Linked DNA regions of Homo sapiens: region 2 is linked to region 1. A link is a loop called in an ENCODE intact Hi-C map of the cell type or tissue named here. Cell type or tissue: PC-9. All regions are shown on one strand. Each heading gives the region's core, and the rest is flanking DNA. Links, peaks and the distances in the headings are about the cores only.

The links. Peaks named below come from ENCODE experiments on the same cell type or tissue, not always from the same donor. Only the 100,000 strongest peaks of a DNase experiment are listed, where the experiment ranks them.
Region 2: it touches region 1 in a loop (28-fold over the local background); 1 of 110 quality-filtered maps calls a loop at or near these places.

The regions. Positions count from the first base shown.
Region 1 is chr4:90,093,900-90,106,345 of GRCh38, forward strand. No RefSeq gene overlaps it. Among named protein-coding and RNA genes, the nearest start is that of CCSER1, 27 kb to the right of the region's middle. In PC-9, for the core only: no CTCF peak of the experiment used is centred there; no DNase peak of the experiment used is centred there.
Region 2 is chr4:90,178,108-90,190,553 of GRCh38, forward strand. All of the region lies in intron 1 of CCSER1 (coiled-coil serine rich protein 1), which reads left to right. Among named protein-coding and RNA genes, the nearest start is that of CCSER1, 57 kb to the left of the region's middle. RefSeq lists an enhancer at 6,444-6,947. In PC-9, for the core only: no CTCF peak of the experiment used is centred there; a DNase peak (open chromatin) is centred at 6,694.

The DNA of each region.
Region 1 (12,446 bases), core at 2,372-10,371:
TGTAACAAAACATAATAAAGGTAAATATCTGTGCGAACAGTAGACGCAGGCAGTGATGTAGAAAGGATGGGATTTGGATGGCAGGGGAAGCTGATGCACCATATGTATATATATATTTATTTATTTATAAAGCATCAATTCAGTCTACATGCATAACTTGATAGCACAAAAGAAAATGTTTTATGTTATTCCCTCTTTGGATCCTTGAATGTATGTGATTTAGTAAAGAAAATTAGATTAACAGCAGATGTATGGGAATCTCCTTTATTATTTCTTTCTGCAACCTTATTGAGGGATGCCCCTTAGATAAAGAGAAAACTACTTCATTTAACACATTCTTACTTTAAAAATATTTTCCTCATCTTCCATCAATTAATAGAACCCTAGATGTCAATCTATTTCAGCTTAATGCGGCTTTCTTCAGACACATCCGGGAATTCACTAAAGTAATAAGTAGGTTTTTCCTGAAAGCACCAACTACCAGACATATTTCTCCTACAAGGTTTTTAATTGAGAGACTGTTTTTTCCAGGCACCTTTACATGGTTGTAGGTTTTATTTTATTCAAAATGACATCTAGTTCCTGTCATAATCTGAATTGTGGCAGGGCAGAGTAGGAGATGAGTGATATATATGAGGAGGGTGATTATTCATAATTGCTACGTTTGAAGACTAGAATAAAGAAATGATTTTTCTAGTACTAAAAAAATGACACTTTTCTAAATGAAAGTGATTTTATATTTTGAAGTTGTTTCCTCTATATAAATATGATTTTCTGGTGGTTCATGAAATTTTAGTTTCTATAGTACTTCTGAAATTCAGGTAGACTACAGAGTATCAACTTGATTCCCATCCTCTGCTCCCCACACACATACACAAAAATGACAGAAACCGAATAAATATAAAAGGAGAAAATGATAGCTTAAGTAAAAACCAGTAATATTTAAGCAAAACAATGAAAATTTCCCATGAAATATCTTCATATTTGATGCAAAAATATAAAAAATCACTCGCATATACATGCTAAAAAGAGTTAAGTGCAGTTAAGTACGCCGACACACATATTGTTCCATTTTCCTGATCTGTGTCATCTCTGGGCCTGGAAAATAGCTCCAATATTAACTGTACATGTGCTTCAAGCAATGTGCTGATTATGTAGGGGGATTGAACTAAACCAAGGGGTTTATCAAAATGGTGGAACAAATTACTTCAACATTGCCATTATCTGAGGAAGCAGGACAGGGGTTAATCTCTTGCACTGATGACTAACATTCAGCCGTGCAGGCATCAAATAACTCTGCACAGTATTGTTAAAGGTCTTTCTGGCTCAAAGGCACATTTGTTCTGAAAGGGTTTACATTTGTTTGGTTGAGGGTAGAGGGTTTGATTGTTGACCAGGTTGAGGTCACAGACTACAATTAGGTATTTAGAAGGAATGCACATCTTGATTTCATTATCCAGAAGGTGTAACAAACAAATGTTAAAAAGGCATAAAGACCTGCAGACAGAGACACCTAGCCTGACTCCAGCCCTTACTATTTATGTGTTTTCCCTCATTTGCTCATTTTAAAAACTCTTTGGACTACTTCAGGAAGTCGAATCAAGCTTTACTCAATTACAGTCTTTTCCTCTTTGCGCACGCTAGCCAGAGTGGTGGTTGTGCCAGGGTGTGGGTTAAGTCTTTCTTTCTGGAATCTTTGGAAGTCATCCCAATGTATTTGTCAGCTGCCAGTTTGCGGCCCTTTATCTAACGATGGGGTGGTCACAACTGATTCTCATGGCACACGTGAAATCTATGATAAACTGGAAAATCATGTAGTGTCTTGGAAAACAGATGAAATTTTCAAAGGCGTTTGTCATTGTCTTGACATTGCCTTACATTTTAGTGTTTAGCATGGTACATTGTTTGTTGGTTAAAAAAAGAATATTTAACAATGCTTTTGCTCTTTTTGTGAAGTTCTTCAGGGGTATATTATATTCTATGACAGTTTTAAAGATAGCTATTTCACTGTTAATGGTTTTGCTCCTCTGGTGTTCTACACTTGAAATTTTCTTTATAAAGGAAATGTTCATATATATTAGACAGAAACACTCTTTAGGATTAATCTACTAAAAAGAAAAGTATTTCCTTCAAAAGGCCAGTCAGTAGTCTGGGGTATAGAAAATGTTACATTACTTACTCAATATTGAATATTTTATTCATATTGGCTTTGCAAAAAATAAATCCTTTGAGAAATTTTAGTTTCGGTATTTAAGATTCATGCTCATAAGACATTTCCTCCATATGTCAATGTAGGAACCACTTTTCTTTTTTGAAGATACATTTTAATATAGAAATGACAATGATATTGGAAAACACAGAAGGTCAAAATAAAAAGTATCTATATCAAGTATTTATTTATTTTCCATTAATTCAACCATATTTAAATGTCTACTGTATTAGAACTAACTGTATGTGTATGTGTGCATGTATATATATACACACATAAATATATGCATATATACACATATAGTTAGTTGTATATGTATATCATACATACACATATTTATTATAAAGTATTCGCACAGATGATTATGGCAGCTGAGAAGCCCTATGATCTATCTGTCCTCTGTAAGCTGGAGACCCAGGAAATACAGTGGTGTAGTTCAAAGCCCTGAGAGTCAGAGAGCTAAATGTTTAGATTTCAGTCTGAGTCTGAAAGCCTGAGAAACAAGAGCACCAAGGGCAGGAGAAGAGTGATGCCCTGGGTCGGCAGTCAGGCAGAGAGCAAATCCAGCCTTCCTTCAACGTCTTATCCTCTTCCAGCCCTCAAGGGTTTGGATGATGCCCATCCACATGGAGGAGGGCCATCTGCTTTACTCAGTCCACCAATTCAACTGCTAATCTATTTTGGAAACACCCTCACCGACACACTCAGAAATGATGTTTAACCAGCTATCTGGGCCTCCAATGGCCCAGTTAAGTCAACACATGACAATAACCAACACATTTACCAAGTTCCAGACACTGTTGTAGGTTTGGAATTTATAGCAGTGAAAAATAAATAAAAGAAAAAACAAAATCCTGAGATCCTTTCCCTTATGATGACACAACAAAAAGAAAGATAGGTACAATACAGAATCTGTTAGGTAGTGATAATGCCAAGAAAAAGTAAGAAGGCACATGGTAAGGAAAACACATGTGTATGGGAGAGGCTCTCCTAGAGTTTGTGGTGATTCAGACAGGGTGTAAAGGGAGTCCTCACCAAAATGCTCATGTCTGAGTAAGCACCTATCACACTCTGTTTGGTTTGCTATAACAGAATACCTGAGATTGGGTAATTTATAAACAAAAGAAATGTATTTCTCAAGGTTCTGGAGGCTGGGAAGTCCAAGATCAAGGGACCAGCAGGTACCATTGTTGGGTGAATGCTGCTCTCTACTTCCAAGATGGCTCCTTGACCCTGCCTCATCCAGAGAGGAGGAGCACTGTGCCTTCACATGGCAGAAGGCAGAAGGCCGAGTGAGTCAAATGCTGCATGAGGCCTCTTATAAGGGCCTAAATTGTTTTCCAAGGGAGAATTCCTTACGGCCTGCACACCTCAAAGGCCACACCTTTCAACATCATCACCTTGGCAACATCTGAATTTTGGAGGGCATACATTTAAATTATAGCAGCACCTGAAAGAGGTGAAGGAGAAAGGCACAGGATTTCTAGAGGAGGACTCTTCCAGAGAGAGGGACACTCCAAGGACAAATGCCCTGATGCAGGACCACACCTGACATCAGAGTTTCAGAGCAGAGTGAGCTAGGAGAAGAGGAGGAAAGTCAGGGTGGAAGAGGTTGTAGAAGTGAGAGGAGTCACCTATGTCAGACCTTGTGCATCATTAGGGAGTAATTGGAGAGTTTTGAGCAGAGGAGTGATATTCTTTGACCTATTTTTAACAGGATTCTCTGCATGCTTGGTTGTGAATAAACTGCCAAAGGCAGAGCAAAGAAACTAGTTAGGAGATTATTGCAATAATTAATAATATTTTTGGAAGATAAGATTTACACCCATAAAATTAGTAGAAAATAATGCAAAGAAAAATGTAATTATGCTGCCACATGATTCTCCTTTTAATCCTCTTAAAGGATGGCTCAACACTACCAAAGTTGTTTCATACTTTTCCTTCGTTCCCTAAGCCTGACATTTCTATCATACTGCACTGTATAGTGAACTGGAAAAAAATTGCCTCCAACTTTGTAAAAAATATTCTACCACTTTTTCCAGTAAAAATTTGTTGAGCATCAAATATGTTCCAGGCATAAGATTGTCACTAGAGATATAAAGATGAATAACAAATAGCTTTCTCTTCAAAATTCTCAAAGTCCCATAAGCAAAACAGAAACATAAAAAGATATACGTAGTACAATTTAGAAACACAATGCCAGAGATGTGCCCAGGGTATGTTGGAAGCACAAACTATATACAAAGTATGGAGTTACCTTTTATTCTAGAAAATTAGGAAAAATTTCAGGGTATTGTTTCTAGTAAACTTAATTCTCCTCAAACCCTTGTCTCCACATCCTTAAAACATAGAAAAGCTATATACCCAGTGTGATGGTTAATTTTAGTTGTCAACTTGACAGGATTAAGGAATACTTAGAGAACTGGTAGAGTGTTACTTCTGAGTGTGTGTGTGAGGGGATGTTTCCAGAGGGGATTGACATTTTTCTGCTTCCTGATGATATGATAGTCACAGTTTATTTTCAATATTACTCATGAAAATCTATGAAAGACTGGAAAATCAAGCAGTGTATTTGGAGAAAAGGAATAACATTTGCAACAGCAATCATAAGTAGAAAGTGTAAAGGGCTCACCTAAAAGAAGAAACAGTAGTAACATAGTTTTTTCTGGATTAGATGTAATAATTACCATAGGCATAATGAGTTTATTTTAGCATGGTGTTTGCCAGATACCTCACCTGATTCCGTTTTGATAATTGTAACCAATTGTGTTAGTTGGCTAACATCAACTGGGAAAACAGTAGTCTTAATTCCAAGCCACACAATTCTGAACATGACTTTATTTGGCTTTTTCCTTCTTATATCGATAACATTTAAATGACCTTTTCAAAGTACCTGCCACACATAGCAATTGCTCAGTAATGCACAAGGGTATGAAAAACATAATCAAATTATAGATGATACAAATAGCTAACAATTGCGCATTTTCCCTTCCAAATTTCTCACAGAAACTCTCAAGAAGAACACAAGAACAAAGTTTAAAATCATTGGGAACTAGGTATTCTATTCAAATTGTACGAGAATCCTGAAACTCAATAGCAGGAGTAAGCATGCAGCTAGAAAAGAGTTCCAGGCACTCCATGACAAGCCTCTATCTCAGGAACATTCAGGCATCAGCATCAGACATTCATTTCACAAATATTTATTGAACATTAACTGTGTTATAAGAACAAGCCAAACTATATCGTAAAGCAGAGAAAGCATAGTTCCTACTTAGTACTTAGAGGGGACATCTAACCATACTTAGAAGAATTAGAGAGATGCTTTTGGATATGATATGTGATGATTTGAAATAACATTAGGAGCTAGCCAGAAGGCTGTGGTCATGCTGTGTGTGTTTGTGTTTAGTGGTGTTTGTAATACAGTGTAGTATAGTCAGACAAGGGAATGGGGAAAGATGGCGAAGAGGTTTTAAGGCTGAGTGAACAGCATGTGCAAAGTTTGCAAATAAGGAAAGGACTGTAAGTAGTTTGTGGGATTATCAATAGGTTCATGTGGGCTGAGAGTAGAGTCCACTGGGGGAGTGTTACAGCCCAATGGGTTCTTCTTCCTGCTGCACAGATAAAGCCCCAATTCACTGAGACAGAGGGCTTGCAACACAAAAAGAGTTTAATTATCACAAGGCAGTTGAAGAAGGATGGGAGATTTTTCTCAAACTCGCCTTCCCCAAAGCATGGGGGCTAGGCTTTTTAGTATAAGTTGGCAGGCAGACGGCTAGGGAATGGGTGCTGCTAATTGGTTGAGGATGAAACCATAGGAGTGTCCAAACTGTCTCCATGTGCTGTAATACCCACCCAGTCAGTCTCTGGGTTGAGTCAGCTCCTTGGTATGAGTCACAGGTCCAGGTGGCATCCATTTGTCTACCCAAATGCAGAAGTATGAAAAATATCTCAAACACCAGTCTTAGGTTTTACAATAGTGATGATATATACAGGAGCAATTGCAGAAGTTACAAAAATCTTGTGACCTCCAGACACATGACTCCTGAGCAGTAAGCAAGCTAGGGAAAAATGGCTGGTTATCGTTTAGCTATGTTCACATCTTAGCAGAATTCAGGCCCTTCCCATAATCCTAAACTTGTGGCCTTTCATTAGTCTTACAGAGGTGGTTTCAGTCCCCAGAGGGGGTCTGTCTTGGGAAAGACTATTATCCTCACTTCAGTTAAGCTATAAACTAAATTCCTCCCATAGTTAGTTTGGCCTGTGCCCGGGAATGAGCAAGGACAGTTAACCTGTGAAATTAGAAGCAAGATGGAGTCAGTTAGGTTAGAATTCTCTCACTGTTACAATTTTTGCAAAGGTGGTTTCAAGAGTAATGAAGCTACAGTGATAATCAGAGGCCATGTATAAAGGCATTCTATGCCATCCTAAGAAGTTTGTGCTTTAGACTTTAACGGGAAGCATTTCAAAAGGTTTTAATCAGGGAATTATTATGATTAGGCTTACATTTCAGAAAAGTAAATTAGATTGGTATGAGAGACACTAGTTAGGAAGTTGTGGCAGAAATTTATGCTAGCAGTGATTGTGGCCTGAACTAAGGTAATTGCTATAGGAGCTCAAGGCAACAAATATATTAAAGAGATTTTAAATAAAAATATAATATTCAGGGAAAGTACATTAAAAAGATAATGATTGGCACTTGGCAATCAATTGAATATAGGATATCAAGAACAAAGATTCGCTTAAAATATCAGGGCTTTTGACTTGGGTAAACGAGTAGATTACATCAACTTTTCAAATCAGGAGTATATTTGGAGACTGAGTGCAAGTAATGACAAATCAACATTTCCAATATATTCAGTATGAAATGCCCAAAGGATGTTCAAGGAAAGACCTTCTCTGGTAAATTACATATATGTGTCTGGGGTGAAGAAATGGTGTGGAGTAAAAATTAAAATTATGGGAACAGATGAACTCATTCAGGATGCGCAGGAAATGTGATATGAGAAAAAGCTGATAACACCTTGAAAAACATTGAGGAATGTAGCAGAATAGGCACCTATTTTGAGACTGTGTCAGAGTAGCCAGAAAGGTAGACATAAACCAGATAATGACATAGAAACCAAGGATTTTAGAGAATGTATACTACAATCAAATCATGATTTACTGTGAATGAGTCAATACTTGTAAAGCACATAGAATAATGCCTGGCACATGGTAGGTTCTCTATAAATGGCATCAAATACTGCTGAGAAATTAAGTAAATGTAACTAAAATCTTCCTTTTAACATCACCAACCTGTCAATGCAAATGGAAACTGTCTTAGTCTGTTTGCGCTGATAAAGATTTTGTATTTTTTTGCAGACAGGGTTTTGCCATGTTGCCCAGGCTGATCTTGAACTCCTGGACACAAGGTAGGTATCAACCCGTCTCAGCCTCTCAAAGTTCCTGGATTACAGGTGTGAACCACCATGTCCACCATTAAATTGCTTCTTTATACATGAAATATATAATGATAAATTATTTTTAGCTTGCACTTAAAATTTGACACCCACAGAACAATTAATTTTTTATTTAAAAAGATTGAGGATTAAAAAAAGAGAATATCTCAAAAATATATGAAATTTTTACAAGAATAGACAAATGAAAATTCTGACATGGGTAAAAGTATGTTTAACACATCATGATCTATCAAAAATGGAGAGTATGTAGGTAGAAAAATAGATTAGGTAGATTTTTCAAAAAATAAAATTTACAAGTGGGGAGAGAGAGAGGAGAATAAAGGGAAAAATACAGGCTAAATTTCTTTGAATATATATATTTTTAATTTGATTTTGGAATCATGTAAGTATTATACATGGTTGTAAAAAATTAAGGAAAAGTGTAATAATCAAACATTATAACAGTGTATTTACTTGGTGACATAACCTCACAGAGGAGAACCACTCCAAGTGACTTTAAAACATAATAATTTTGTTGTTCTTACCTAATAGAATATTCTCTATGGAAAAAATGCAGCCCTCAAATAAGAAACTATTAAACTCTTTTCAGATATCATAAAAAAATTGAGGATGGAAATGCAAACTTGGATATTGTATATGATATATTAAAGGGGTGTTATATATGATATATTAAGGTCTTATGCATTTTTCTCAGTGCATCCATATTCTTCTAATATAAGGAAGATACTTATGAGTATCAAAAATTATGAAAACCATATTTGGAAAAATTACAAAGTCAACACAGACACATACCACACAAAAACTGATTTTTTCTCTTGCATTGTAGCTTGAAACTTCATTTATTATTTTAAGTGGGTTTTATAGAAAATGATTCCTTTTTACATTACTTACAATTCCTACAAGGATTCTTATTCAATTTAGATTTTTCTTTTAACTTGATAACAATACTCTCACTAGAAGTGATGAGAATTAATTTGAAAAACTATGAACTCTAGAAATTGAATAAATTATTCAAAAAACACTCATGCTTCAAAATTATGGCAGTGATAGGAGACTTGGGAAGAAAATGTGAGCCCAGAAGATTATAAAACATGCTCCCTTGTCCCCTGCTTCTGACTCAATGACAACCATTCCTGGAATAATGGCCGAGAAAGGAAGGCTCTCTAAGTCACGGAGCCTCACTTGATTTTGGAATCAAGTTGATTCTAAAATTTAATTCCCTGAATTTAAAAAACTATGAAATGTAATGATGTTCACAAATAGGAAATATAGTGCAGTGATTAAGAGAATAAACTTTAGAATCAGACAGACTTGTATTCAGTTCCATGTACTAGTTGTGGGCCTTGAGCAAATTATTTCAACTGTTTCCTCACCTATAAAATGAAAATATCATCAAAGATACTTCATGGATTTATGGTCCGAGTAAAGGAAACAATGCATGTAAATTACTTGCCATAGTGCTTGTCAAATAGAAAGCATTCAGTAAGTATTTTCTATTTTTATTATTATGTTAAGAATTGGTTACAGGAGTCTACAGATGGAGCAGGAATAAAAACTGTGCAGTGGATTCCTGAAACTATGTGGGATGAATGTATACACTTTGCTGTTTTTATTGACCTCATTTTCTAAATTGGGGAAATTTTGATGCTGAAACATAGGCTATGGATTTGGACACAAGAAAGTGGGTTAGCCACAGATTGAACTCAAGGATTATTCATACTCTTGGTTGTGGAAGGGCCTCTGTCTTTAGTAGTTAGATCTTTCCCTGTTAAAATAAGATACATTTTCCTTAGTTTTTATAAATGTGATCTTTGACTAACCTATTGAATACATGAAAAACAAGGTAACAAAATTTTTTTATGTAAAGGCAGTACTTCATAGTTATATGTACTATTTAGATAATTTATGCTAAGTTCAGAAATTTAACATACAAATAAAACAATGATCATATTGATTTAATATAATCTATAGTGGAAGTAAAATTAGTTTTACCTGGGAGAGATGTGAGGAACATATAATTGATGAAATGGACTTCTCTTTATGAACATCAATGAACTATAAATCAATATAATATCTTGTGTAGAGAAATGGAAAGGTCTGGTACGAACAATGTTATTTTCTTTCCAAATACTAGCCAATTAAACTGAAGTAAAAAAAGGCATGATATAAAATTTATATGATTTAATATGCCATATTCTATATTTTGACATCTCCAAATTTAGGTTTTCACAAATATGAATCCATATCTGTTTGCTAAGTACCTTAATTCATATAATTATACCTGTTCAGTAGTTCAGAAAGCTATATTCATGGACTGAAATTTAAAGGAGGAAAATAATAAATATATTTGTAATAGTTGTTGACAAAAATAATAAAAACATAGAAATAAACCTTACTTTCAGGTTTGGTCATGAATATTATGCATGGAAATCCCCAATATTGATGGCTAATCTTGCTTGGTAAAACATGTCTCAAAATTTTCACAAAGGGAGAGACCTGGGAGAATTCTGGTTTAGGAGTAAGGGCCTGGACCCTCCTCAGAATGGAATTCCTAGGAGGGGAGCAGGCCCAGTTGTTTCATTTCATCATGGAACCTGATGCGGGGAAGGTGTCATTCCTCTCTGGTGATGTAATTCTGGTGGCTGGAGGGCAAATATTGAGAAATATACCTTGAATCTACACATCGGTGCCTAGGTTGGAGCAAGGTACTTAAGTACTGAAGTTAACAGAGAACAGCAGTCAAACGAGAAGGAACATGGGAAGTAAAGAGCTCAGAGCAAGCAGAGTAGAGTGGTATGACTTTCATCTAGAGATGGAGTATAGATGCCAAGGTGGCTTTCTATCCATTCGCTGCAAAGGACATAAGCATGTCAGATCATATAGGAGCCAGACTGGAAGAGTTATGTAATCATTTCTTACTTAAGGAAAAACCCAAACACCTTATGAACTGTTATTTACTCAACTTCTCAAGCTATGCATTTATTTCACTCATTCCTTCACTTTTATTTATTCACTCACCGAATATATCAAGCTCCCACTAGGTGCATGTAACAGATCTTTCTGACCATCTTGAATGCCTTGAAGCACAAGTCTATTTGTTGTCTAGAAAAGCAGATTTTTTAAAAGCTTTTTCCAAGATGTTACAATTCCTGCAGTGTCAGTAAGGGAATTATATTTTCACAAAACTCCCAGAGTTTTCCTAAAAGACTGACTTCTTAGTAGGATTTAAGGAGGGCATCCCTGTAGATTGTCTGATCTCTGATATTCGTTAAAACAGAGAACCCAAGAGTAGCTTTAGAGAGTAAATATGATTCTGCACAAATCTAGGTCTCATTTTTATCAAAAGGTGATTTCTGGATTTTCATGATAGGACATAATACGAGACCAACAGAATACTAGAAAGCATGGGATTAGCAGTAAGGTCACTCTATGACTTTTAAACCATGAAACACATCAGTGTACAATAGTGGAAGAAGTATTACATGTTACAGGTGCTGTCAGGTTATAAGACCTCTGCAAAATCACTAACTCTGAATTCTCTGCTCCTTTGACCAACATACCTAATTTGTGAAGTGCTTAGATTAGATAAATGATCATAAATCAGTAGTCAAGGTTGTTGATGGGTTTTGTTTTTGTTTTTGTCGTTAGCTCCTATTTCCTTAAAATATGGCTCTTTTTTAGGGTTGATAGTTATAAGCCTTTTAGGAAAAAGCAAAGGGAAATAAAAAGGAAGTTGAAAGTAGCAAAATGGTAGAAACTGTGATACATTATATAAACATATAAAACTAGATGTCATGATAAAAAGTGATTAAAAAAGAGAACAAGAGAGAGCAAAGGAGACTCTGAAAACAATGATGATTTGATAGTGAATCGGCCTGGCAGTTAGAGATGGAGCTAGAAGAGAGATAAGGGAACTGATTGGGATCTGAAAAGCAGTTTTATCTGCTTTGAATTCTCTAATTTTTCCATTCAGTGTGCACTGGCTTTCAGTTTCGTGAAATTTGTTGAGTTTGGCAAATATTCCAAACAAGGATTGTCAGATACAGTATTCAAGGTCACCTTTCCCATACTCTATGCTGACTGCTGAAATTAGCTGGAATGCTGATAATAGAATAGCATTTTCCAGGATTGATGGAGCCTCTACAATTATCATTTTTTCTAACAAAGCCCTAGTTTGCTGATGTTCAAACCAGTGAAAAAAAGGGGCTGCCTTTAAATTTATCATTTTCTAATTTAAAGGAAGATTGTGTCATTGAATGGAAAAGTAGGTTTTCTTTGTCTTTTTCATCTTAAAAAGATATATATTTAGCTTAATTCCCTAATCTTTACACCATGCATACACCATTCAGAAATGAAATCACTAAACAATTAAAAGAGCTTCATTGTTTCTTTGCCATTAACACTTATTAAACTAGAAAAAATACAGAAACACTGTACTTGGGATCTAGTGTTAGTAAATTCTTCATAATAAATATTTGGTTGTTAATTACATAATTAGCCTAGTGAAATTTCTGGGTTCTGCGTTTTTTTAAACTTTACTATAGCATTATTTAAGAAATAAATATTATCAATTAACAACTCTAAGAACCAACCTCAGTTTCATCCCATTTGTTTCACTTTTCACTCCTCCTGCAATAACCTAATCTTAACTTTACCTGTACCCCATCCAAATTTGGCAGGAGGCTGCATCTCCTGAACTTGAATCTTGTTTCTATAGATTTCTTACTCTTTAAACCTCAGTTTTTCATCTATCAAATAGAGGTATCTCTCACACTTGG
Region 2 (12,446 bases), core at 1,957-9,956, 84 kb after region 1:
CTGGAGCTATTAAAATTTTTGGAATGCATTAGTTTACTTTGAAAGTAAAAATTGTTGTAGTGTGCTCAAGCCTAAACTGCAGCAAATTAATATAATCAAATGAATTTAGAGCATAAACAAAGTATTCCTAGGATTTTTCAGAGTTGGAATTTCATGGTTGCTTTTGGCTTTAAAATGAAGCTTATTGAAATTATAGTAAAAATACAGTAACAGGGAAAAATTTAACAGTTTTGGTAAATGGAAACAATTTGTCTCTGATATAATTTTTTTTTCTATTTCTGTTACTCTCTCCCATTTTTAGGGCAGTATTTTAACCACATACTTTTATATTGGCTTTTTTTTGAAAGATCAAATATTTGATGTTAATTTTTGTTTGAAGTTGTGAAGGCTTTGCTGGAAAACTCGAAGTTCCAAATGTGACATTTATTATATTATTATGTGCCCTTACTAGGGAAAATTGAATATAAATAAGTGTTAATGAGCGTGCTGGTTGTCTTATAAGGAATAATTCATTAGAATTCGGTATATGAGAAAAGCAGGTGGGGAGATGATAAACCATACCACATGAATATGCTGGACTTTTGAAATGACAACAATAGTAAGGGAACAATAGTACATTCTTGAAAGATAATTGTAATTCTTTCAAGGCTCATGAACTGATCATTTTGCTCCTAAGGCGAGAAGTTTGTGGTGATTAAATTATGGACATATAAAGCATGTTCATATTTTTCAATAAAATTCTATATGATATGCTCCGCAAATGTGGAATTGTTTTGGTGGATGAATAAATATTAATCTTTGGAAGTGGCTAAATAAACATTGAATGTCCAAGGTGATTTTTTTCACCATTTATCCTAAAGGAGAAACTTACGCATACATATATGCACAAAAACACACACCATACATCCTCAGGGAGATTGTTTTTTGGTTTCTGGAGATCATCAGACTTCTGGTGATGCTGGTGTAGGAAGTGATTCTAGTTAGTTTTATATAGCTGTTGCTTTATATTGTAAATAAAATAGTACTCTGGGACACTGGAGGAACAATTAGATCAAGTAAAATCAGTTTTCTTTGGTCGAAGAAAATAATTGAGTGAAAGCTCTTGATATTGTGTGTTTAAGAAGGAAAATGTAAAGTTAAAGAAGAAGAAAATGGATATAGCCCAGAGATAACCTAAGGATAGGATATGGAATACATAGGTAATATGGCAGGAATGGAGAGTTATCTAACTGCATGTCCTCATGTCTCCAACATGTGCAAGATATTTTCCGAAGTATAATTTTTTTTTAATTTATTTTTTAGAGACAGGGTCTCACTCTCTGTAGCCTAGGCTGGAGTGCAGTGGTATAATCCTAGCTCACCTCAAACTCCTGGGATCCTCCTGCCTCAGTCTCTAGAGTAGCTATAGGATTATAGTTGTGCACCACCATGCCCAGCTAATTTGAAAATAAATTTTGTACAGAGAGGGTCTTGCTGTTTTGCCCAGGCTGGTCTCAAACTTCTGGCCTCAAGAGATCCTCTCAATTTGGCCTCCCAAAGCCTTGGGATTACAGGCGTGAGCCATCACTAAAAATATTTTAACAGTTTCCTCGAGTGGTTCTAGTTGTGGATGTCCAGTAACTTAACTTGTTTTTACACAATCTGATGCTTTTATTAGAAAGTATTTCCTGAATGCTTAACATAATTTCCCTTTACTCAATTAAACTGTACCATTTCTAGCTGGTGTAATTACAAACATACTTAAGAACCTTTCATGGTTTTGTTTCTATGCGGATTTGGAACTTTCATGGTTTTGTGCCTATGGCCTCTTTAAAAAATATAGGACATATCTAAAATGAATAAGCAATAAGTAAGGAAAGTTGAAGCACTCCTAATGTATGATAGGACAGAAAAGACAAAGATTAAAAAATAGACTAAATTTTCTTATGGCTATAAACCTTTTTCCTATAAACGTATTTGATTTTGTAAAACAGGGAAGTTGTTGGAGTTTGATGTATGTATTGCTTATGTAGTTATATATATATATATATATATAAATTATATTTTGCTTTTGTTATGTTTAGTGGAGAAACGATAACTAAAGATAATTTTTAGGCATTTTTTAAGACTTCTAACTGCAGACAGTTTTTTAGAGTTGGAACAAACTTTCTGAAGTATCATAAAGCAACTCTTGAAATTAAGAGTAAAGAGATAATTGATGGCCAGATGCGGTGCCTCACGCCCATAATCCCAGCACTTTGGGATGCCAAGGTGCGTGGAGTGCTAGAGGTCAGGAGTTCGAGACCAGACTGGCCAACATGGTGAAACCGCGTCTCTACTAAAAATACAAAAATTAGCCAGGCCTGGTGGCAGGCACCCATGGTCCCAGCTACTCGGGAGGCTGAGGCAGGAGAATCGCTTGAACCTGGGAAGCAGAGGTTGTAGTGAGCTAAGATTTTACCACTGCACTCCAGCCTGGGTGACAGAGCAAGACTCTGTCTCAAAAAAAAAAAATTTGTTTATCTCCTGTCTAAAACTCTTCCCTCTGTGACTTCATTATTATGGATGAGCCACCTTCTTAAAAATCCTATTTTGAATCACAGAATTAGCATATTCTCTCAGTCATCTACCCTCTCACCATCTTATGAATAAGTATCACTCCTGTTAAGGCTTGAAAAACTGAGACAGGGAATACCTGTATATAGATATTCAGTAAATATTTCATGGCTTCGACAACAAATAACACTTCAAAATGAACATCATAATGTAAAAGGCATGTTGTTGCTAAGACTATAGGTTGAGTACTAGACTATACGAGTTTGAATAATTGCTCTACTGTTTACTAGCTAGATATGCTTATGCAAGTTATTTAGACTCTTTCTGTCTCAATTTCTTTATATATATATATAATGAGCATAACAGTAATCTTTACTTCATGTGTTGTTGTGAAGGTCAAATGAGCTGATACATTCAAAACATTTAGAAAACTTCCTGGTGCAATAGAAAAACTACCTGTTTGGGTACTGTGCCCATTACTTGGGTTACAAAATGATCTGTACACCAAACCAGTGGCACACACAATTTACCCATGGAGCAAACCTGTGCATGTACCCCCTGCAACTAAAATAGAAATTGGAAGAAAAAAAAGGAATTTCCTTGTACAAAGTAAGCATTTGATAATAATCAGCTAGTGGTCATAGTAATTTTAATTCATATAAAATGTCAGTTTTGTTGTCAAGGGAAAAATTTTCACAATATGATATACAAAAGTTAATGCAAAAGTAATGAACTTTTGGTACATGCTACAACATGGATGGACTTGACATGCGAATGGAAGTAAGCCAGACAAAAAGGCATCAGTATTTCTCATCTCCCTTTTTGCTTTTACTTCCCATTTGCAACCCATCTCAAGAGAGGACAATGGAAGGAAAGGGGTAAAAATAATATTTAAGAAAGAAACAGGAGAAAAAGTAAAAGAAAAAGCAAAATAGTGAGACAGAGGAACAGTTGCAGGGGTCGTTAATATGCATTTTCCATGGTTCCAAGAGGCTCCTCAATTTTATTTTCCCTGATTGAAACTTCAAAGAACAACTTTTTGATTAAAAAATTAAATTTCCCAGTAATTGCCAGCCTGAACAAGATGTGAATTGGCAGACCCAGTGGTAGCTTCTAGATTTACTGACAAAAGAAATATTCTGGGCTGGTAGAGCAGACACTCAGCTGGTGAGTCAGCTGACTGAGGTGCCTTTATCTGTCTTTCTCTACTTTGCCCAGTCCTCTGAGAGTGTGAGACAGCCACAGCCCATAAAAGAAGTCATTTGGTAAACATCTAAGGGTTGGATTTAGAAAAAATGGAGGATGGTTTGGGTCATAGGATTTGGGATACAGTAAGAGGTCATAAAGGCAATAACTGGTTAGTTGTACGTAGAGGCTGTGGGCACAGTTAATTTGTGTGGAGGAAAAGAAGAATGATTTGATGCTCAGATGTTTTTGAGAAAAAGGTTTTTATATTAATGTTGGAAAAAACCCTAAAGATAACTTTAATTATGTACTACAAATAAATTGTTTTTAACTTTATATTTTTTCTTAAATTTAGGGTGAAATTGAATTGCTTTTGTCTAATTATTATGAAATATGACTTCTTATACTTTGGAAAATAAGAGTTATGGTTTTGAAACACTAGAATACAGTTGTTTTTGATTTGACTCATTTTATTTGACCTAAAAAATAGAAATTAGGTTATGTATGATTATGATGAATGGAATTTTCTAGGAAGCAAAATTGGTTCAATCAGAGCAATTATTGTTTTTCATTGTTGTTAGCCCAGAAGCAGTAGGACCAGTCTTTGTGTTATTCTTTACCGATGTCTCTCTAGATATTATAGTCAATTTGCTTTATTCAGTGGTGAAGGAAGCATTACAGGATATGTTGTTATATTATCAGAGAGTTACATGTGGATAATGGTAACAGCCACAGTGTCTGAGGCTAATTTTTCAGGAAAAGAATTGACTAATTATTAAAGCTTTTCTTATTTAGGCAATTGCAGATAATTTTGTATCATTGAATAATTTTTAGTAAAAGTAGTTCCCCTCTATTTTGGAAAGGAAAATTTAAGGAAACAATAGAAGCTCAGAGGAAAGATTGACTTTTGAAAAAGTAAATATTACACCTAACACTTTGATGAAATGTACACCTAACTAATACCTTTATCCAGAAGGAAAATTGCATTTGTCTCTGACACTTGAATGGAAGAACAGTTTAAAAAATGGTTTAATAAAGGGTATTACCTTTATTTTTTTACTGATATTTGCTTTAATAAAATTATATTTAATTAAATTATATTAGATTTTAAATTGTTTTTGAAATGAAGGACATCCATTTGTAATTACACACAAAAATATTTTTTATTTTCTCTTTTATCTCAGTTTTATCTCCTCAATTTTCTCAATTGGTATAATGGTATAAGGAGAAACATAAATTATGATTTTTCTGTAATTATTCTGAAATAGAAAACTTCTGAAAAATTGGTAGACCTTGAGGAAATATTTAAATGATGCCATCTAAAGATGATGCTGAGTAAAATATTCATTATTCTTTATAAACAAAATTACAGAGTAGATGAAATTTGTCTTAATTCCCTTGTTAGCTTTCCTCCCATTCATATAATTCCTATCACCCTATGACCTCCAAACACACACACACACAACCCTGTATCCGGTTTTAACCATCTTGCAGGGGTAATAACTAATTCCTTACTACCAGTGAAACCTGATAAAGGTTTAGGTACAAAGTCTATAATGGTTTATTTGCATTTTATAAAAGGAGAAGGGTGGGGAGGTTGGCAGATGAGATTGGAATCATAACAACTTAGTGAAGTTACCTCTGGGTGGAGTCCTTTTGATATTGCTTACTTTCCCTACGAAGGGCTATCAGTGCTGCTCTCCCACAGTGCACACACACATGCATGCACACACACACTCGTGCAAGAATGCATGTGATAGTGGAACAAATAATGAACAATGAACTATGTTATAATAACTCTGAAAAGGTACTCACTCAGCTATAGTCTGACTTGAGCTTTTTCTCTGACTAGATTTTTTACCTCAAAGGCAGTTGTACAGACAACACTAGTAATCATTGTAAATTAAATTCTTTCTATTGTCACAATCTGGCAGTGTTAAGGACAATTTCAGTTCACTGCAGAAAATATATTTGAAGGATATTTTCCCAAATATTTGAGTGAACTTCCTTTTTAGAGTAATTATTTGTTAATTTGAGAAGTTTCATTTAGATTTTATCTATACAATAAGTTGTCAGCTAAAGGTGGACAAATAAATAAATAATACCATAAAATTTTAGATGTATGTTGCTTGTGCCCCCCTCTACAAAGAGAAAACAGTATTATGAGAAATATCATAAAGCATATCAAAATGGAAATATCTCCCCAGTGACTGCTGTGTGCTTGAAGTATCTAGCACTAGTCTAGAAATAGCACCTAGGGGAGGAGATTCTGTTAAATTGTGAATATATGTCTTGAAACCTGTAAGACATTTTGCCATGGCTCGAAAGTGACAAGTTTGTGCCTAGTTTATTATTACATTAGTTGATTGTCATGTTACAGAGTAGACAACACAATACTGAGGTAAAAAGAAATAGACAAGAAGGCTCTCATTTGAAGCAAAACACAGTACTGGCCAATCCCATAGCATCTTGATCTGTCAGCAGCCCCTGTTGGGAGTTGGCAGAAAGATTTGCACCAAAGAGTAAGTTTCTAAGTGACACCAAAATGTTCGGTGGGGATGGCTGAAGATCTGACTGACTTCTTAAAATTTTTCTTTAGAGAGTTGTACCTAGGTGTCCATTAAAAAATATTGCTGGAGCATGGAGGGTAGGGAAGCTGATAGTAGAACCTCAGACAAATGATATTTTGAAGAGACAGTGCAACAGACTGAACATGTAGCAGTATTTTATTGAAAGGTTTTATTAATCGAATAAAAATGAGAGCATGCTACATTTTAAACATACAACTCAAATTAACTGCTAGAAAAGTGAAAACTTGGTGCAATTGTTCTGAACTTAACCAGGTAAAGTGTTTGCTCAGCCTGCAGATGGTGTGAAACACTTGGCATAGTTTCTGGACTCCTGGGGTGAGAAGTGTGAACTCTGAAACAAGGAATGGCAATGTGGTGATGATCTTAGTGGAGACAATGTGAGGGCAGAGAGGGGAGAACAGGAAATGCAACTTTCCATACCTAAAGGAATAGTGTGCTTTACCTGCCAGCCTGAAATGACAGTGACTGCTGCAGTTCTAGATTTTCTACATAGTTGGATACAAAAGAAAGGAACAATTCCTGCCTCTGTGCCAAAACTTCCATATTCCTTAGGGTTTTGACAAGAATTTGGATTACCTTGACCTAGGGAATAGGAGTGAGGATAATCACCATCCGTCTCTAGCCCATGTGAGGACAGTATTCCCATCAGTGTCACTCGCTGTTGTATCTGAGAGTCAGCAGTATTGAGTGAAGGAACGACCTGAAGAGAGCATGAGAAGGTACATTCACACCTTCACAATATGTGCGGATTAGGGATCTACAATCTTTGGTGAGGAGAAACTGCTTTTTATTTCCCTGGACCTTTATTTCAACCTGCATTCATTCAACAGATGCCTTCTGAGGACCTCCTACATATTATTGACTGATTTGTTTCTCTGGCAGCCTACTATTATAGAGATAAAAGTTGTCATCACTCATGGGAGGTAAAAGAATGAACATGGCCTCCTCCCTAGTTGAGTACTTGAAAGGCAGACATGAGAAACATGATTAAATGAATAATTTTTAAATGTTGATTTTCAATATTGATCTTTGAAAAAGAAGTCAAATGTACAATATGGATACGTGATGAACAGAGGAGTAAGTCTGCCTTGTGATTAGGGAAAGCATCTCATTTGAGACCTAAAGAAGGTACCAGTGCTGATAATAAAGTAATAAGGAGGAAGTGCTGACATAAAACATATGCCACTGTTATCTGTATGCCCTTCCATTCTGAAAGACAAGAGGGATGGAGATGAATAATGTCCCCAGTCCTCAAGCAAAATATTAGTCTTGTTTAATGGATTATACTTGAATACAGTATATAAATCTCTCTACTGAAAATGTCTACAATGAAATGATTTTGACAATTGAATATGTAATTAAATTTAAAATATTTATCTGTGCTTTCTACAACAATTTCAAGGAAGTGAGGCATTATTATCAATGGAAGATATTTTGTTTTCACAAAGGATTACTACATCCCTCATTAGAGACCAATCTAACACAGATAACATGGTACTTTTTTGATGGCAGGTGTTCAGTGCGTTCACTGAATTGAATTGCAATTCATATTGTGCCACATTAGGTTCCTCACAATTAAGCATTTTCATGTTGAGTTACAAAATTGCCTACTTTCAGGGAATAATGTATTCAACAGCTCTCAACTATCTTGCATTGTCTAGGAGTGGAACAGAACAATAAATCTTGGATCTTGATCACCAAGAAATAATCTGGTTAGGATGCTGTCTTTGGGCAGTTCTACTTTAGATATGAGGCAGCCAAAGAGTTAAGAGACTTGCTCTAGGTCCCAGGCACATTACATATTTTTATGTGTCCCTTCTCTCATAAAATAAAAGTGCTTACTGCCACCCTCAAGAGATATGTGTCAGGTTCTTATACTCCTGTGGGATAAGGTTAAATCATTTCAATAGGTCTTGCAGGAAATCAGTGGCACAGCTGTTTATAAAACCTAAGATGTTTAACCCTGGGTGACTTTTTGAACCCTGCTCTTAGTATCAAAAGCAAATACTGTGATTCATTTTCATCTACATCAGTGTCTGTCTGAAGCCTTAAAGAGAGAAAAGGTGTCACTGATCATAACATATGAATTAGAAACCATAAATGAGTAAACTGCTTCTCAGTACAGAGAACAAAGTACTTATCATTTACCAATATGATGATATTGTATAACGAAATGTATACTTACAACTATCATTAGGAAATCCCCATTTTAAATATTCCTTGAGGCCTTAATAGAAATGTGATTTCTTAACAGGTACCTCCTTTAGCCTATGAATCTCTAATTTGTCTTTAGGTTAGAATATAGGTAAAAACTGTAAAGTGTACCTTTTTCCTTTTCTATTTTTTTGTTTGTTTTTTGCTCCTCTCTTTCTCTGTGCTTTGTGTCCATAAACTGTCACTTTGCTGCCTGTGATTTCCTGGTTTTTCCCCCCCATGGTGTAGTGTAACCAAGGCCTCTTTTGTGTTGCACCCTAATAAAGTGTACAAGTTGAGCATCTACCCTTTCTTGGTATCTTTTTCTGCATCGTTTTTCCCTTTCATCTTTGCTGTGATAATCTGATAAATTAATATTCTTTACAGTTTTAATGACTGCTAATAGATTAATGCATCTTAATGACTGTTAATGGCTTAATGTGCTGCACCTCCTGGGTAAAATGTTTGCATTTTAAAAGGGCTTTTTAGAATCCTAACCTTATTTAAAGACATGACTCTGTGAGTATCCAAAACCTGTTGACAAATCACTTAGGAGAAATACCATGTTAGATTTTTTTTTCACATTTTAACATCTCTGAGAACAAGAATGCATTCTTAAAATTGGTGTGATTAAAAAACACTGCATCATAGATTGGAGGCATTTTTTATTTCATTCTTAGTGATGCATAAAATAATCATATGTCTTAAAATCAATGACATTGTAGATTTGATAAAATACAGTAGCTATTTTTTTTTTTTTTTTTTGGCCACCGTTGAAATCATACCTTGTGGTAGATGGTAATTACCTCCCTTATCGGATTTCACTCACACACACACACAAACTCAATTCTGTATCCACTAAACACTCATAAACATATCCTGGCACCATCGAACCATGACATTCTCTAATTGGCTGCTGTGGAAGCTACAATTAAAATTTTAGGGTTTTTTTGAGCCACAGCGAAGAATGCTTTCTAAACTTGGCTTAAGACATTTGTAAGAAATCTGCACTGGAAATGACATTCTATTTATAACATCTATTTGCTATTTTAAAAAATGTCATTTATAATACTTTGGTTCCTCTTATTCTGTCTCACTTTGCTTTGAGGGAGAGAATGATAAATATGAGTAAACACCACAGATGAATATAGTGTCTTGAAGGACTGGTGATATTTTTAAAGATGAAAAGGCTTTGTATCTGTAATTACTGATCATGTGATACACAATTTCAAATAAAAGAGTTAATTTCGTCCTTTCTTTTTGGAAGACATTAGAAACAGTTGCAGAAGAAAAAGCAAGCTCATCAACAACAAAAAAACAGTCAGAAAATTGGCTAAAATTCAGCTCTTTGTGCTCTTGAGACTGAAAACCATGGCTGAAAGAAAGCTTTTCAATTTCCTACCACGTATATTCATTGCCTCCTTTTAGATTGGTTTACTTTTTTGAAGCAGTTAAGTAGTAGTATTTCTTGGCAAAAGAAACGTGTTTAAACAATTCTTTAAATTCTGTTACTTATTCTTCCCACTTTCCACTCTTCTCCATTGCTCATCCCATACCACCAACTTCACATTCCTGCTTGGGTTATGAGGTATGGGCACTAATGTATATTCCTCTAGGGTATCTTTTAATTTTATTTTTATTTAAGTTCAACATTGAGATAGTGGAGTTAAAGGATTTTTTAAAAAAATATATAGTAGCAGTCATATCTTCACTGTTTTATTATCAGTATATATTTTTCAGTATTCTTTGTGAATAAGACTTTAATGTAGCTTCTATCATTGTAGTCTTATATTAAGAAGTCTTCCAAGAGTTTAAAAGTAGGGTTGAATTTTGCAGAGCCACTACTTAGAAGATTACCAAATAAATGCTGAAATGTGAAAATATCAAAACCAATTATTTTCTGGACTTCTTAGTATGTATACCAATTACATACTAAGTCTTACATACTAAGTTTTACATACTAAATTTACATACTAAGTTTTAGTACAACTAGAAACTATAGTTTTGTGAAATGTTAATATTACTCCATTAGCTCCTTCTTAATATCTTATCCTGAGAAATGCCATGTGACTTAGCAGGCGCATCTAGAATAATGAATTAAACCATCCAGCTCTGAGTCAGATGCTAATTAGAGAAAGGACTCCTCCCAAAAAATAAATATGAACATTTTCAACCATATTTGCATATTTATCCTGGATTAGTATATTTCATATTAACACTCTTCAAAGAGAAGTGACCTGAGTGAATAAGAATTAGGATAGGAGACTATTACTATGGGAATAGAAAAAAATCTGATGAACCTGATTAAGCATTGGTAACTAATGGCAAGAGAAGTTTGCTACACACAATAAAGAGGACTTGAGGGGTGTAGATATGAAAAAATGTAGTTTCTTTATATTTTTGCCTAGGGCTAGCCCAGGGGCTTTAGAAATGGATGGCTATACTGTGGCTGACAGCAGGGTTGCAAAAATTAAGGTCATTTTTATGTACAGGTCTGTATTTTTTAAACTCTTTGACTGCGTTTTCATGTAAAACTTAAGTCCTTTAGCTGCCATGTTGTCACGAGAAGGAAGGAAGTATGTATTTAGAAGGTACTCATAGAAGCCCGTCAGACCAAGGATCTGTGAAATATGGTTTTGTCAAGAAAGGCACCTCTGAGTCTATTACAAGTACAATACAATGTGGTCTGTAATGAATCCCCAACCCTAGAGAGTTCTAAATATAGAATAGATAGTCAGGTCTTTGGATGGTTTAAGCATTAAACTGCCTAAAGGAAAGGATCTCCTCAGATGACCTCTCAGTGCCCCTTGCAGCTCTGTAATTCCAAGTCTGAGACAGTTGGCTTATGACGTGCACTGAGCATATGGATGTGCGCAAGTATGTTTAGTGTATATATGTATATATAGATGTGTGTATGTATGTATATATATAGATGTGTGTATATATGTATGTATATATACATATATATACCATAGAGACGTTGTGTTTAATATTCGTAATGTTCCTTTTTTCTTATCCTGTTATATCCTGCAGAATTTGTGTTTTTTCTACCTTTCTCTGTGTATTTGCCTTATATACAAAAACATATACCTATTTACTTTTGCAGTTGAATAGCCAACACATGGAGCTCTTAAACGTTTAGTTTCTTCATTAAGCATTCTTACAATTTTATCCCTGATATTTTCTTAACAGAAAAGCTATGTGTGTCTGTTTAACTTTAAATATTGTGGTAAGAGGTGAAAGGCATATTTTCAATATAGTATGAGTTTTGTTGTTTACTAGGAGAAAGAAGTGTAAAGCATATAGTTTAGTTTGGAGACCCAGGATATTTACAGATACCAGTAGAGAAGGAAGATGTGGGATAGAATTAATATCTACTTGCATTTTGTTATTGTTTGTGGAACAATAAAAGGTTTTCTGGCATAGTCATTCTGATAGCGGCATGAGACTGCAGAGGATTAAACATTTATGCATTGTGATTTGGCTCTGAGGCGTGATAACTACAGTTGGTCGAGAAACTGAAGTACAGAAATGCCATGTGACTTAGCAGGCGCATCTAGAATAATGAATTCAACCATCCAGCTCTGGGTCAGATGCTAACTAGAGAAAGGAGTCCTCCCAAAAAATAAATATGAACATTTTCAGGCATATTTGCATTCAAGATGAAAAGTATAATCTGCTCTGTCATGAGTCCTGGGACAGGCATTGTACAGAAAGCTCAAAGAATTGTACATTGTTGTTTTAAGAACCAACACAGTAGTTGTTTCTTGCTGGTAAAATTATCCACAAAAAACTGGTCAAGGTCAGAATAGAGATTTCATCAGGATGCATGTAATTGCTTACAAATCTTTGCTACTTTTTTACTTACACTAAAGGACAAAGCATTTTCATTTTCAGCTCTCAAATATTCCTCCTCACATTTTAACACCACCGGGGCTTTCA